Linked DNA regions of Homo sapiens: region 2 is linked to region 1. A link is a contact called in ENCODE Hi-C or POLR2A ChIA-PET data. All regions are on one chromosome and are shown on one strand. The core of a region is the stretch at or near the end of the contact, and the rest is flanking DNA. Distances in the headings are between cores, read along the strand shown.

What was found. A loop is a pair of places that touch in the nucleus more often than their neighbours do. ChIA-PET counts read pairs that join two places held with the same protein, here RNA polymerase II (POLR2A). Pooled maps may share reads with other maps.
Region 2: a loop to region 1 is called in a pooled map, with 2.4 times the contacts of the local background. The contact joins two enhancer-like sites. A Hi-C loop is called at or near these places in 1 of 168 maps with a recorded cell type or tissue (IMR-90) and 10 of 50 pooled maps. POLR2A ChIA-PET finds 5 or more read pairs at or near these places in 1 of 52 experiments (activated CD4-positive, alpha-beta T cell).

The regions. Positions count from the first base shown.
Region 1 is chr4:159,200,192-159,205,897 of GRCh38, forward strand. The region is part of intron 3 of RAPGEF2 (Rap guanine nucleotide exchange factor 2); the gene reads left to right. Among named protein-coding and RNA genes, the nearest start is that of MIR3688-1, 74 kb to the left of the region's middle. Within about 2 kb of position 2,965, at least 3 of the 41 ENCODE cell types and tissues checked have a DNase peak (open chromatin) inside an H3K27ac peak, as active enhancers do.
Region 2 is chr4:158,606,827-158,612,243 of GRCh38, forward strand. It overlaps RXFP1 (relaxin family peptide receptor 1), which reads left to right. Exons shown (of 18, transcript NM_021634.4): 6 at 1,146-1,217; 7 at 5,304-5,375. Among named protein-coding and RNA genes, the nearest start is that of RXFP1-AS1, 45 kb to the left of the region's middle. Within about 2 kb of position 4,130, at least 2 of the 41 ENCODE cell types and tissues checked have a DNase peak (open chromatin) inside an H3K27ac peak, as active enhancers do.

The DNA of each region.
Region 1 (5,706 bases), core at 1,715-4,214:
GCACAGTGGCTCATGCCTGTAATCCCAGCACCTTGGGAGGCTGAGGTGGGTGGATCGCTTGAGCCCAGGAGTTCGAGACCAGCCTGGACAAAATGGCACGACCCTATCTCTAAAAAAATACAAAAATTAGCCAGTGTGGTGGCGCACCTCTGTGGTCCCAGCACTGCTCAGGAGGCTGAGGTGGGAAGGTCACTTGAGCCTGGGAGGCGGAGGTTGCAGTGAGCCAAGAGTGCACCACCGCACTCTGGCCTGGGTGACAGTGAGACTTTGTCTCAAAAACAATAATAAAAATAATAAATAATGAAAAAAATGATAACATTAATGAGCCTATAGAATATCTGGCTTTACTGGTTCTTTAGTAGTTTACATTGTTTGCTAGTTAAAAAAAAAGGATGTCTGCTGTGTCCCCTGTATTTTCAGTATAAAGATGAAATGTCTTCAATATTTTCATCAGCTTTCAGAGTTCTTATTGATCTTACTGACTTTTCCTGTTTTGTTGGTTGCAATTCCTTGTAAATGAATTGCTATTGTTTGGAAAATAAGGATTTTTTTTGAAAATCTTAAAATGGTGTTTTCTTTCTTCAGAGTTTTTAATTATAAATGAAGTAATTTCCTTACAATTTAGAACTTTTAAGAAATAGAATAAAAATTACCCTCTACTTTAAAAATGTCATTTGTTTTCTTATTGTGGGAATTTATATATAATTGATATATTTACATATAACTCAGTATTATGAATAATATCATTTTATAATAAAATATCAGTATTCCAACAGTGGAAATTGTAAATACCAAAGCCCTTAACTCTTGTTAGTCCTCCTTCTAAAATTTGGCGTATACTTCATGTTTTAGTACATGCACTTTATATTTCTTTTGGCTTGATATCATTGTTGGGGTTGCTTACTGTGCTGTGTTGCATTAACTTATCTAGTGAGCTTGCTTTGTGCCATTTGACTATACAAAAATAAATAATGAAAACTTTGTCTATCAGCTTATAGCTCAGCGCTCCATCAGAGGAGTAAAAATATACAAATTTTTAAACTGTAATAAATCCAGTAACAGAAATGATGTAATGTATTTGTGAAAAAGATTAAAATTATTGTGTATCTGGAAAGCCATCTGTCTATTGGAAGGTGGCCATTGTTAGAACTTATTTTTTTGAAGCCGTGGAACACTTTGTTCATAGAAAATCCTGTTCAGCCCAACAATAGTAGCTATTATGGTTGAAAGAGGTTTGGACGCCTTGAAATCCCAAGGGCTCTTGACATTGAAAACCTCTGATCTCAACTGTCTGCGGGACGCCTATAAAAGGATAGAGGATAATTTGTTGTAAATAAGTAATTTTCACTGTGGTTTTTTGGCATAATCGTATATTTGAGAGCACAAGTCTAAGCTGGCCAGAAGTCTGTAATAACAGCAGTGTAGGTGAGCAAAAATGGGACCCTGAACTGTAGCAAAGGGTTTCGATAGAGACTTGGGAGGGGAACCCGCAGAATGTGATGATAGGCTGTGAAGAGGGAGAAGCTTCGGAAGTTGTCCCTTTATCTTTTGGTTGGAGGGTGTTGGTGAGACCGCAGATACAGGAAAATAAAGGTGTTTTTCTATTTTTTGGTCATGGGTGGCTGGCCCTCTGGAGTTCCTTGTGGTCCCCATGTAGTTATTGGAACCTTTGTTAGTCTTCATTTTATTTCACTTTCTTGTTTTATAGGCATGTGATCAATAGCCCTCGATGATGATTCCTGTCTCCTTTTCTCCAGATGCCAACAGCTTTGTCTTTTGAATGTGATACTGTGCGGTATTACATCCTGGATAGTATAAAGTGACCTTTCTAAAATAGCACCAAAATTGGTATTTGATGCTATATGTGGTTCTCAGTTGTGCCGAACCTGTCTCAGATAGCTGTGTCGTGTGCTCGGCTCAGCCACTGTTTCTGGACATTTTGCCTATTCTTTCTCACAAAGCAATCGCCATCTTTTTGCTTCTCTGTTTTAATGACCTTGTTAATGCTGTCCATGTGAAGCATTTAGAGGAGCTTCCTCACTCCCCTGGGCCGCTTCAGGCTTGGCCATATTGCACTTGCTCTGCTAGAGTGGGAGGAGTCTCTTCTTGTACCCCATACACCCTCCTTGTTTCATATTTTGTCAGGATCATCTGGGAAAGCACTAACTTCTAGTTCCAGTTTGCTTAGATTTTGCATGGGCACCATTCTTTCTGTTTCTGTTTATTGCTTCTCCACTCCCGAAAACCCCCCAAAACTTAGATGGCCATGTTTGTGGCTGTTGGGAGTCTTGTTTTGAGCTGATGGTCTTCTAGGATCAGCATCCTTTACCCACAGCCACTTCCGCAACGCCTGCCGCTCTGTTTTCTTTCAACTCTCTTTTCTCTCCTTGTCAGTCCCCCTTGGCTTTTCTTTCTTTCTTCGTTTTTTTGGCGGAGTTTTGCTCTTGTTGCCCAGGCTGGAGTGCAGTGGCATGATCTTGGCCCACTGCAACCTCCGCCTCCTGGGTTCAAGCGATTCTCTTGCCTCAGCCTCCCGAATAGTTGGGACTATAGGCACCCACCACCATGCCTGGCTAATTTTTGTATTTTTAGTAGAGACGGGGTTTCACCATGTTGGCCAGGTAGATCTCAAACTCCTGACCTCAGGTGATCCACCTGCCTCTGCCTCCTAAAGTGCTGGGATTACAGGCGTGAGCCACTGTGCCTGGCCTCCATGAGCAACCTTTTTGGCTGACTGGGCCTCACTTAAGTTTTCACATTGTATTAACAGCTGAATGAAGTAGCATTTTCACAGTTATTTTCTTGCCCTCTAATAATTGTCTTTGCTGATTTAATCAGTTTTCTTTGGACTTAGTAGTTTTTTGTTCTTTCAGTTCCCTTGTCAACTTCAACTTGATCGCTTGCATTTACTGGCCACCTCCTTAAATGAGAATGTGGAGCGGCACACACAGCTCTTTCCCATGGAGAGAGTGCCACCTTGTGGATCTCTAGGATATTGCCGAGGAGGCTCTTAGATCCTGGCTCCATTTTTCCATTTACTGGTAAACTGAAGTTCACATCTTTGACTTTCAAGCACTTTAATACCTTACCTGGGTTCCTGTCTATTCAGTTCATTAATTTACTTATTAAGAAAATATTTGAGTGCCAATCAAGCATTATGTAGTGTATATATTGGGGGTACTTAAGAGTTAGAGGAGTTTAAAAACTATTGAGGAGAAACTCCCAATGTGAATAATTATGACGTTCTGGCACCTGCGTCACGTGAGCATGTACACAGGGCACTGGGAAGCTGGAAGAAAGCGACTCACTTTCCTTGGAATATACCAAAACACTTCTCAGAGGAGGTGATAGTTAACCTGGAACTAGAAGGATGAGTAATAAATTTACAAGAGAAAATATACTATTTAGAAGCTAGACTGCAGGTTTGTTCAAAACCTTTGTGGCATAGGTGGAAAAAAAAATGTGTGGCCTGGCCGAACAGGATGAAGTTTGCAGCATAAGGAATGTTGGGGTTGGGAGCAGAAAGCAAAGCTGTAGGTTGGTCCTTTCAGAGACGATCGTAAGAGAGGAAAGGAGATGAGGAAGATGAAGAGAACTAGTATTTTTTGTTACCATCATGCAAGGTACTGCATATATATTGTTTCATTAAATAAAAGGAGCTCTGTGAAGAAGGCATCAATGTCTTCCATTTTGCAGTTGAGGAACTAGAATCTCAGAATTTGACTTTACCACGATCACGTGGCTAGCGTGGAAGAAGGAATCTGTGCTCCAGAACCTGCGCTCTTTGCACAGCATTTCCTGCTTCCTTCATGGGCTCTGCCAGGGGGTTTGGACCTTCTCCTGTGAAGGACCATGGGGTTCATCAGAAGGATGTCATCTGATCCGATTTACCTGAGCAAATGATCACTGAAATGTTTCCCAGCTTCTACTAGGCATGATGCGCAGTTCCTGCCTTGAAAGGAAGTTCATTGTAGTTGGAAGAAGATGCTCAGGAATAAGAAATCATTACAGAAAAACATAAAACAATGAAATTAGATGGGCTAAGTATTTTAGAGTTTGGAAAACAGTGAGTGAGAAGATTTTCTTAAAGTAGTAGTTTTTGAGCCATCTCTTAAGGTACAGTGGGATGTAGAGGGTAGATGGAGAGAGGTAAACATCTTGAACAGCATGGCAGAGTTGGAATGAACAGAAGGAAAGCAGCCTGTCAGGAGCAGCAGGTTATGTTGAGGGGTAGTAGGAAGGAAGGTGGGAGAGGTGAGGGGGTCAGATCAAGTATTTCCCTCATGCCCATTATTCTTTGTTTAGACTTGGGATAATGCTCAGCGGGGATCATACAGTTCTGATTGCCCCAGAGGCTTTCTATCTGTTTACATTGGAAGGTGAACTGATCATTTTATAATGGTCTGTATTTGGTTTTGTTTGGCCTCGTTAATTTCCTTCCTGTTGATGAAAAACAGAAACAGGAGCCTTTTAGAGTTTCTCGTTATAAACCAGGGCTTTTGTGACTTCCGTTTTGTCCATTGTGGGATGAGATGTATTGAAATGAAATCAGTTGTCCATTGTGGTTCCTAGCTCAAGATCCTGTGGTCAAATTCTGAGATTCTAAGAAGGATTTGGTCTTCTGTAAGCGTGAATTCCCCTGATTAGAGAGACTCGCAAGTACTGCTTTCCTATACGAACCTCTTTAGTCTTCAGATTTCTGTTTTTTGCCCAGTACTGGTAGTGTCAGGTTATTTGGAAATCCTCAGTCAGGGTTCTTTCAGGATTAAGCTTTGGCATTTCAGCAACACTTGAAGGGGCTCCTTTGCTCATAATTTTAAAAAAAAATTATTTGAGGAAAAATTAAAATAGCACTGATTAATACAATGTATGTACCTAGTTGCATGGATATTAATAGAGTTGTACTTTTTTTCCTGCCATTTGTTCCTCTTGGGAGTTCATATTGAGACCATTTTTTCTGAAAGTTTTTCAGAGTTGGCCAGCCCCATGTGTAAGAAACATCCAGGATATTTGTTTAAAAGTCACTTTGATGGATCTCCTATCTAATGATCAGAAACTGGGGAATTGGGTGGGATAGATGCATTTTAAATTAACATCTTAGGTGATTCATTTGCACATCAGGGCCTGAGAACTACTAGATAGAATAGAATCTCAGTGTTAGTCTTAGATATTTATTATTATTACTACCACTACACTTACTTCTTGTCTTACAATGTGGTTACATCCCAATAAACCCACTATATGTTGAAAACATCCTAAGTCAAAATGCAGTTAACGTACCTAGCCTACTGAACATCATTGCTTAGCCTAATGATATGGTTAGGCTCTGTGTCCCCACCCAAATCTCATGTCAAATTGTTGTGCCATTGGGGGAGGGACCTAGTGGGAGGTGATTGGATCATGGGGGCAGATTTCCCCTATGCTGTTCTCATGATAGTGGATGAGTGTTCATGAGATCTGGTGGTTTAAACATGTGTAGCACTTCCCTCTTTGCTTTCTTTTCTGCTCCACCATGGTAAAACATGCTTGCTTCCCCTTCGCCTTCCCCCATGATTGTAAGTTTCCTGAGGTGTCCCCAGTCATGCTTCCTGTACAGCCTGCGGAACTGTGAGCCAGTTAAACCTCTTTTCAAGTTACCCAGTCCCAGGTAGTTCTTTATAGCAGTGTGAGAACCGACACATACACTTAGGCTACTGTAAACATGCT
Region 2 (5,417 bases), core at 2,880-5,379, 590 kb before region 1:
GCCTTGGCCTCCCAAAGCTCTGCAATTATGGGCATAACCCACTTCACCCAGCCTATAATAAATTTTATAATAACATTTCACAATCAAAGTTAGGTTTTCTTGCATGTTGGAGAAATAGGGTACTTTTCAGTCAAAATTTATAATTTAACTGAATGTTCGCTCATATTGATTTCTTTCTTATTGCTCCTAAAAGTTATAACAAATTGCATATAAACTTTCAGGACACTCTAAAGAACAATGGTGACCTGCACTCAGAACATGAAGGCAGCCTTGAAATCCTTACTTTATCATTCCCGCAATCTGGGGCAAGTACACATAGAAGTGCAAAACTTTGTGTGGGTGCAATGATGCAATAGCGTATACTCTGGTACCCATTTCCTTTGACCTCCAGTTAACTCAAGGTCGTATTTTCAGTATTACTTTAGTTAACTATGTAAGCCTGCATTCTTGTCTTGACATTCCAATCTAATTTATATTCTTCTAGTCCTGATTATTTTTATGTTTTTTTTCTTTTGCCACTTTTACTCCTTATAAATTTCCTCCAAACAGTCTTTGGAACAAGGTTTGGATGTCAAATTAATGAGATCAAAATTGATTTGGTTGACAGATTTGTGATTAACATAGAATATGGTTTGGGACATTAAAAACATCATACACTTTTAGGTTGGCTAGCACTGTGTTGAGCACTTAACAAGTTTAAAGAATTATAACAAGACCCGTATTAAAAGTCTGGCTTCTAGACTTCTGATTTATGAGGGCTTTACTATGTGTTAACATTTTATTTCTAGAAAATTCAAATAGTAAGCTTTGGCTGTTATTCATTCATCTTTATAACTAGAATTTCTAAATACAAACCAGCCTAATTGTACATAAATTTAACAGAAACATGAAGTGACATGATATCTGGCTTCACTAAATTATTTTGTAATGTTTACCTTTTTCAATTTTTAAAATGTTTAATCGTCATCAAATACACATAACATAAAATGTGGCATCTTAACCATTTTTAAGTCTACCTTCAGAGGCATTAAGCACATTCATATTGCTATGCTACCATCACCATCATCCATCCACAGAATTCTTTTTGTCTTGCAAAAGTGAAACTCTGCTTCATTTTTTTTTCTTTTTAATAATCATTTTCACAGGTACCTGCAAAACAATAAGATTACATCCATCTCCATCTATGCTTTCAGAGGACTGAATAGCCTTACTAAACTGTAAGTACCAGTGTGAATTAATTTGCCCATTCCATGGTAGTCTGACAGCCTAGACTATTCCAATCCAGACCAGCCTCCCTGTCCATGACAGTACCAAGGAGCCATGCAAGTGATGCTGAAGGGGCAGTAGAGCACCGTGGCTAAGAGCATAGGATTGTGAGTTAGACAGGCTTCAGTCCAAGTCCTGATTGCCTTACTTACTAGGTGTGTGATCTTGAGCAATTTGTATTCCTTTCTTTTTTTTTTTTTTTTTTTTTTTTTTTTGAGACAGAGTCTCTCTGTCACCCAGACTGCAGTGCAGTGGCGCAATCTCAGCTCACTGCAGCCTCCGCCTTCCAGGTTCAAGCAATTCTCTGCCTCAGCCTCCCGAATAGCTCCAGCATCCAGCATGAGCCATAGACCAAGACCCTGTCTCTGACAAAGAAAAAAAAAAAGCCTGATGATGATATTTGTGATGAAGAAGAAAAAACCCAAAGACTTCCCCAGTTATTCAATTACTCTTTCTTCACTAATCCCACTTTTACAAATGCATGAAATACTGTAAGGTTAAAGAAATAAAGCTTTTTGTGGTAAAATATACATAAGCTAAAATTCACCATTTAACTGTTTTTAAGTAAACCATTCAGTGGCATTAAGTACATTGACATTGTTATGGAACCATCATCACCATCCACCTCCAAAACTTTTTCATCTTCCCCAACTGAAACTCCATATTTGTTGAATAATAATTCCTCATATCTGTCTCTCCCAATTTCCCCCTCTCCCCAGCCCCTGGCAACCATCATTCTACTTTCTGTATTTATTAATTGGCTACTTTAAGTACCTCATATAAGGAGAATCATAAAATATGTAGTTTTTTGTGTCTGGTTTATTTCACTTAGCACAATGTCTTTAATGTTCACGTGTTGTAGCATGTGTCAGAATTTCCTTTTTTAGGGCTGAATAATAGTCCATTGTATTTATGTACCACATTTTGTTTAACTGTTTATCTGTCAGTGGACATTTGGGTTGTTTCCACCTTTTGGCTGTTGTGAATAATGTTGCCATCAACACAGGGATACAAATATCTGTTTGGGTCCCCACTTTCACTTTCACTTCTTCTGGGTATATACCAAGAATTGGAATTGCTAAATCAGATGGTAATTCTTTGATTTTTGAGGGACTGTCATTTGATTTGATTTTGATTTTTTAAGGGACTGCCATACTATTTTCCACAGCAACTGTACCATTTTACTTTCCAACTAGTGTTGCACAAGAGTTCCGATTTCTCCACATCCTCACCAACGTTTGTGTTCTCGTTTCATTTGTTTGTTTTGACAATAACTATCCTAATGGGTGTGAATGGTATCTCATTGTGCTTCTTTTAAAAAAAAAGGCTTTCTCAATGTTCCGTTTTATTGAGTTCTGCCATGCAGCATTCTAGAAGTAACTGGAAAGAAGTATAACCAAAAATCACATGAATACATAACTCCCTGTATTTCCATTTATGTCCCCTTGTTTTCCACCTATACTGTTCTGTATCCTAACGCAAGAAACCCATTCCAGTCAGATTTTTGGCTTGTGGTATCAGAGTTTGGGATTGAGTCGAGAAGAGCACCTAGTAATTTACTAGCAAAATGGAAGAAGACTGCAGGAGACTCGAAGCCTTAACAGTAACCACTTTAGCCATGTCCTCTCCCCTTCTACCCCATCTCTGCTCTTTTATGTCTTAGCAAAGTACCCAGAATCAATATTGGACTCACTCTTCAGGCTCCTGACTGTCTTCTTTCCATATATCTTTGCAAAATTTACTAAACACTATCTGTTTGGTTTAATGTTCAGTGAATGTGGAGGAAGCTCTTGAAAGGCAGTACAGAACTGGAGAGTAAACTTAAAAGTGTCCTCCCTCTCTTTTCATAGCTTTTCTATAGTGCTGGAGTGTTGTTGAGTGTTAAAGATGCCACATATTTCTAGTTAAATAATCATTAGTCCCAGCACTTTGGGAGGCTGAGGTGGAAGGATCACGAGGTCAGGAGATGGAGACCATCCTGGCTAACACAGTGAAACCCTGTCTCTACTAAAAATACAAAAAATTAGCCGGGCATGGTGGCACACGCCTGTAGTCCCAGCTACTCAGGAGGGTGAGGCAAGAGAATCGCTTGAACCTGGGGGGCGGAGGTTGCAGTGAGCCGAGATCGCGCCACTGCACTCCAGCCTGGGCATCAGAGTGAGACTCCATCTCAAAAAATGATAATAATAATCATTAGATACCTGATGATTTATGGATCTAAACAATGATTAGATCCATAAGTATTCATTAACCCTCACAGAGTGCACATATTTTAGTTAGATACCATGAGGGCATAGAAAGATAACTCAGGCTGGCTCCCTTTAAGTAGTTATACCTTAGCGTTTCAGGTAGAGCACTGAGCTATCACTGGGGAGAGGCAGGACTCCTGTTCTCTAGAAGTTTATGATCTAAGATGGGAAAACAATGCCAACATATATAAAACATTAGAGAACCATTTTTTAAAAGTACTTAAGTTCCAAACCTGTGTTGCTGAAACCAAAATTGCTATTATGGTTCACTGAAAGGAGTGATTATCTCAGGTCCAGAGCAGTAAAGGATGGCTCTGAAAAATGAAGAGGACTGGGCAAAACAGGTGAGCATAGGGAGCAATAGTGGATCAAATGTCTTTTACCTGGAGGGTTTTTGTATAAGAGAACACCCTGAGGTTGTAAGTCATTTCTTACCCCTTACTGTGCCCACCTGGGCTCCAGGTTTGCAAAGGAGGGAAGGAAGAGGCTCTATCATGGGGTGCCATTGCTCACTAGCCCTGAGCAAAAGTCAAACCCAGCAAGGGAGAACAGATTCCTGGCAGGAGAAATTCTACAGGATGTTTACTCAAGATATGAAAGACTGAAGAAGAGAGAGAAATCAGTGTGAATCTTGTATTAGTGGAAGTGAAACTTGAACTCTTACTTGCATATGAATCATAAGCAGAAAGAAAAAGGAAAGAGGGAAGAAACTGGAGTAAGAGGCGTGAGCAGAGACACTGCTATAAAACATAATATGTACTGAATGTTTATGGCATGCATTGCCTCTATTAAACCATAGGAAGTAGATCCTGATACTATCCCCATTTTAGAGTTGGGGAAGCTGAGGCTTACAGGAATTCACTGCTTGCTCAAAGTCACTGTTAATAAGTAGAGGAGTCAGGAATCAAACTGTTCGATAGCAGATTTAGTGCAGTGAATTGCTACACTAGAGAGATTGAGACATGAGTGAACATGGCAAGAAGAGGAGATCAACACAATAGAACAAAGAGTTATTTCACTTTGCAGAGGAGTGGGATGTAAAGATGGGTAAGGCAGAGTCAAACCCTTTAGCAAGGGATGCAATGCCCTTTTGTCCATAACAGGCCCCTGCCTGCCTCCTAGGTTTATCTCCTGTCTCTCCTTATAGCCCCTTCATGGTGAGGCCCCATTGAATTACCTGGTGATTTCTTAACTTGTCAGACTCTCATACCTCTTGCTTTTGCATAAGCTATTTCCTCTGCCTAGAATAGCTCCTGCCTGTTCTTTGCTTTGTGAATTGCATGTCTTCATCCAAGACTCTTCTCAATTGTGCCTCTGTTTAGTAAAGCCTTCTCCTGGCTCCTCATTCCTCCACACTCTGCAGTCCCTACCCCTAGCAAAGCTGGGTGCTTTCTCCTCTGCAATGGCAGAGCAACCATGCATTATATACTTCCCTCTGCTTCCCTGACATTACAAAGTAATCTGTTCACATGCTGTGGCCTCTCCAGACTCAAAGCCCCTTAAAGAAAGGGATGGCATGCTTAGCACAGTGCCATGGGGTAAGTATTCAAAATAGGTTAATGAATACATGAATAGATGAATGAATAGATTGATTAATTAATTATGGGGAAATTTAAAACTAGGTATGATAAGGTAAGTGGTAGCAATTCTTAGAGATTCAAAGGCAGGGAAGTGGCATGATGAGAATGCTATGTAAAAAATTTAAGATGGATGATTATTGTTTTTACTTTTCTTATTGTAAGACATCAAAAATATACAAATTTATTGTAGTTATTTCTCCTTTTCCAGGTATCTCAGTCATAACAGAATAACCTTCCTGAAGCCGGGTGTTTTTGAAGATCTTCACAGACTAGAATGGCTGTATGTTTAATTTATGTGGCATTTTATTGCACTAGTTTTTAG